Regions from separate parts of the Homo sapiens genome. Here region 2 is linked to region 1. Evidence: read pairs that join two places in POLR2A ChIA-PET (ENCODE). Cell type or tissue: PC-9. All regions are shown on one strand.

Region 1 (2,500 bases):
GTAAAATTAGGAATGCCTTTGTTCTCCAGATATCAGGATATCTGGACACTCCCAAGTCTGGGTCTGTTTAGTAAACATTATTAATTTGTTCCTTAACCATAAACATCTAGAGGCTCAGAATGCCTGACTTTCTGGGAACGCAGCCCAGCAGGTCTCGGCCTCATTTTCCAGCCCTCACTCAAGATGGAGTCGCTCTGGTTCCAACGCCTCTGACACTGAGACACTCCAGTACCCCCAGACCCTCCTCCTCCTCCCATCTCTCTCCCTTCACCCCTCCCTCCCTCCTCTCCTCTCTCCCTGCCTTCCTGCCCTTGCACTGCCAGGCTGGCATTGAGGAAGGTCGGCTTCCTTCCGCAGACAGCACATTTCAGCCAGCTCAGCTTCCTGAAGGCAACCCTCCTCCAAACCCTTTACAATTTATTTATCTAATTAAAAATCTCTCAGCAGCTCAACATGCTTGAAGAGTTCATATTTAACCAACACTCACGGCCACCCCAACCCATCCAGGCAGGGCAGGCCCTCCCAAGAGCCTTGCCCTCTCAGGCCCTGGGAGCTGGGCTGGGCAGAGCCTCCACTCAGCTCCCCAAGTCCACCTAGAGCAGGGGGGCCGGGCACCCCAGGCTCGCCCTGGCCCCCGCCAGCTGCGTTTCCGGCCAATGAACCTGCCGCTCAAAGCCTCCTTTTTAATTAACTCCATATCTCAGGCGGCCGGAGCACGTGGGCAAACTTCTGTCTGACTTCCCTGCGAAGCCCAAGCACACCCCAGTTTGCTTTCTAAGAATAGAAGCGGGAGATGGCGGGGAGGGAGGAGGCCGGAATCTAAAAATGAATGCGCAGCCCAGAGCGAAACAACCCAGGCCAGCAGAGGGGAAAGAACGCGGCGCACGCGTGCACACACACGCGCGCGCACACACACACGCACACACACGCAGAGCCCAGCCCAGTGGAGCTGTCTGCTGCCATCCTGGGTGTGAGCCGCGGACCTGGCAGCCTGCCCAGCTGTCTGGCAGGGATGGGGGTGGCGGTGGCGCTGCTCATCCCGGCAGCAGGCAGCTGGGGACGCCCATGGGAGTCTGGAATTTTTTTTTCTGGGCCGCTTGGTTTTCCCCAGTAGACAGAGGTGACTCACAGGCTGGCAGGCTAAGTGGCTCAGGGGATCATGAGAGCCCCGATGCTGCGGTGCAAAGTTCCAGGAATTCAGAAACCAAAATGCCTGGGGCAGGAGAAAGGGCAAGACTTAGCCCCCACCAGGAAGACCAGGGAGAAAAGGTAACTCCAGCTCCACTGTTGAGGGGACACTTTGGAAGAAATCGGGATGTCTACTTAGCTGCTAGTAATAATAACAATAAAAACAACACCACCACCAGCTGCCATTCATTGAGATTTTGCTCTGTCACGCTCCGTTCTAAACTCTATACTTGGAATATCTCGTGAGCCTCACAACAGCCATGCGTGGTACCACTACTCCTGCCCCCATTTCCCTGATGAGGAAACTGAGGCCGGGGAGTTTGCTGTGTGCCCAAGCTCACATACTCAGGAAGGGCTACGCCAGGATCTGAACCCAGGCGGGCCTCCTGCACCAGCAGCAGCACGTCCCTGAAAGCCAGCCCTGCCCGTGGGTGCCTATGCTTGCAGCTGTGGCACCCAGGAGTGGCCGGCACCCCGGGCAGACGTGCCGGTAGGAGTGAGGTTATGGTTCAGTATCAGGTAACAACGAACCAAACAGAGAGAAAGTTTTCCCCTCCCAATTGTCTTTCACCCTTCCTAATTATCTGTGAAGGAGAAAGTCTCAGTTGGGTGCCAACTTGTCCTCAACACTCCCTGAGCACTTGGATTCCTTTTTTGAACCAAGAGAGCAGGCTCACGCTCACGTAGACATGGGTAACACTATTTTACTTTCGCGGTGTTTATTTTTCCATCTAGTTTTGGAAAGTTACCCAGATTTCCTCTTAGGGTAGTGATACAGAGTTCACTTTTAAGACAAATTAAGTTTTGTAAGTTAGTCGAACATTTCAGAGGGAGAGAGATACTGAAATATTTGTGGATGCAAAGACATGATTTCTGGGGTATGCCTCAGAGTAATCTGCAGTGGAGGAGCGAGTGAAGACATGGAAGAAACAAGATCAGCCACGAGTGGACACTTTTTGAAGCGAAGTGATGGGTATATTACATATCATTTCAAATATTGTATCTTATATTGCAACATTTAATATGACATGTTATATATAATACATACATTATATATTATGAGTATATTGTATTAGATTAGATTACATTATATTATTCAGGCCACTTTTGTATGTATTTAAAATTTTCCATAATGAAAACATTTTTAATGCTATATAAAAACTTTGTTAACTTATCTTAAAGAAAAAAGCGAAGAAATAGTATGAGTGGCAGCCAGACATGGCAGAAAGTATGACGGTGAAGTGCAGACGACTGAGGTGTGCAGAAGGTTAACAGAGGACATGCTTCCAACATTTCCAAGTTCATGATTTCC
Region 2 (2,500 bases), 320 kb after region 1:
CTTCCAAAAAGGCCCGGAGAAAGCACCCGGGGGGCAGATGGTCTCTTGTTCCTCCCTGGGGAATGGCTGGGAACCCTGCAGTGAGACACAGGGGCTGCGTGTCCCTGAGCCAACTCTAGCCGCTCTGGGTCTCAGTTTGAAAAAAAAGGGATTGGCCAGATTTGATTTTCAAAGCTGATGTTACCTGGTATTGCCTGAATCAGGAGCTCTCTGAGTCTCAGTTTCCCTATCTGCAGAATGGGTTGATGATGACCATGCCTGTAACAGAACGGCTAGTAGGATTCAAGGAGGCAGTGTGTGTGGCTGGCCTAGGGCAGAGCTGGCACATGACCAGGGCTCCGAAGGTGCTCGCTGTTGTCAGATGTCCACATGAAGTTTGACAAAATGAACGCAGAGCCCCTTGTTGAAACATTACCAGGAATTTCAAGATGGGCTGGGCGCAGTGGCTCATGCCTATAATCCCAGCACTTTAGGAGGCCGAGGCAGGCGGATCGCTTGAGGTCAGGAGTTCAAGACCAGCCTGACCAACATGGTGAGACCCTGTCTCTACTAAAAATACAAAAATTAGCCAGGAATGTGGTGCACGCCTGTAATCCCAGCTACTCAGGAGGCTGAGACAGGAGAATCACTTGAACCTGGGAGGCGGAGTTTGCAGTGAGTGGAGATCATGCCCATGGGTGACAGAGTGAGAACTCTGTCTCAGAAAAAAAAAAAGAAAGAAGAATTTCAAGATGGTAACAGCAGAGCAGGAAACCCTGAGCAGGGCCCTTCCGAGCCCTGCGTGACTGTCCTGGCTTCTGAGCCCTGAGTGACTGTCCTGGCTTCTGAGCCCTGCGTGACTGTCCTGGATCATGCATCCTGATAGGATGATTTCTATCAGAGGAGCCTCGGGGAGCCTACAGAGCAGTGCACAGCCCCCAAGCCCACCCCCAGCCCAGGCCCACGCTTCCCCCACCCCCGACCCGCTGCCCTGCTGCAGTTCCACGGATGGCCCGTTTGAAGAAGGTGATGAAAGTAGTAAAAAGGTGATGATGCCCAAATGCCAGTCCTCGGGGGACGGGTGTGACAGGGCTGAGCCCTGGGGTGGGTGGGGGCTGCTCTTCCAAGAATGGGCCTCACCTATACCCCTCCTCCCTGGACCTCAACATGTCATCAGTGGAAAACACAAAATCGAAGCACTGTGCACAGCGCAGATCATTCTCATGTGAGCTGTTTCACTGGTGCACACAAAACTATGGTCCTGCAAATTGCTGTAATCATAAATAGGCAGGTGAGGCCAGGCGCCGTGGCTTATGCCTGTAATCCCACTCAAGCCCTGAGCTTGACCCTGGCAAGCCAGGACCACCATCTCCAGAAAGAAAGAAAAGGTGCAAAGAGAGTAAGTGCAGAGAGTTCCCATACGCCCTTCACCCAGCTTCTTTCCTATTAGCATTTTACAAAACCACAGGACAATCAGCAACACTAAGGCATTCACATTGATGCAATAATTTTTTTTTTTTTTTTGAGACCAAGTCTTGCTTTGTCACCCAGGCTGGAGTGCAGTGGTGCAATCTCATCTCACTGCAGCCTTCACCTCCCAGGTTCAAGTGATTCTCCTGCCTCAGCTTCCCGAGTAGCTGGGATTACAGGCACGTGCCACCACGCCTGCCTAATTTTTTGTATTTTCAGTAGAGACGGGGTGTTACTATGTTGGCCAGGCTGATCTTGAACTCCTGGCTTCAGATGATCCACCTGCCTCGGCCTCCCAAAGTGCTGGGATTACAGGCGTGAGCCACTGTGCCCGGCCGATGCAATAATATGAATCAGACCATAGGTCACGTTCAGGACTCACAGCTTCTTCCTGATGTCCACTTTCTGCTCCAGGATCTCACGTCACACTGCAACCACCCAGGGGCCTTTCCCTGGGCTTTCTTTGTCTTTTGTGACCTTGACATAGTGAAGAGTATTACGTATTTTGCAAAGTGTGCCTCAGTTCGGGTTTGCCTGATGTCCTCTTGTGTTTTAAAATAGTATGTAATTCATATTCCACAAAATTTGCTCTTTTAAGTTTGTAAATTAGGCCAGGCACAGTGGCTTATGCCAGCTCTTTGGGAGGCTGAGGCAGGAGGATCACTTGAGCCCAGGAGTTTGAGACCAGCCTGGGTGACATAGGGAGACCCCGTCTCGAGAAAAAAAAAACGTTTTTAAAAAATTAGCCAGGCGGCCGGGCGCGGTGGCTCATGCCTGTAATCCCAGCACTTTGGGAGGCTGAGGCAGGTGGATCACGAGGTCAGGAGTTCGAGACTAGCCTGGCCAACATAGTGAAACCCCATCTCTACTAAAAATACAAAAAATTAGCCGGGCATGGTGGCATGTGCCTGCAGTCCCAGCTACTTGGGAGGCTGAGGCAGGAGAAACGCTTGAACCCAGGAGGCAGAGGTTGTGGTGAGCTGAGATTGCACCATTGCATTCCAGCCTGGGCAACAAAGCCAGACTCCAACTCAAAAAAAAATTAGCCAGG

What was found. Peaks named below come from ENCODE experiments on the same cell type or tissue, not always from the same donor. Only the 100,000 strongest peaks of a DNase experiment are listed, where the experiment ranks them.
Region 2: POLR2A ChIA-PET joins it to region 1 with 6 read pairs; 1 of 35 experiments calls an interaction of 5 or more read pairs at or near these places.

Annotation. Positions count from the first base shown.
Region 1 is chr20:57,747,307-57,749,806 of GRCh38, reverse strand. No RefSeq gene overlaps it. Among named protein-coding and RNA genes, the nearest start is that of NKILA, 38 kb to the right of the region's middle. RefSeq lists enhancers at 417-1,274, 1,275-2,134. In PC-9, no CTCF peak of the experiment used is centred here; a DNase peak (open chromatin) is centred at 1,096; H3K4me3 peaks cover 1,156 bases.
Region 2 is chr20:57,430,449-57,432,948 of GRCh38, reverse strand. No RefSeq gene overlaps it. Among named protein-coding and RNA genes, the nearest start is that of RBM38-AS1, 39 kb to the right of the region's middle. RefSeq lists an enhancer at 159-208. In PC-9, no CTCF peak of the experiment used is centred here; a DNase peak (open chromatin) is centred at 1,468.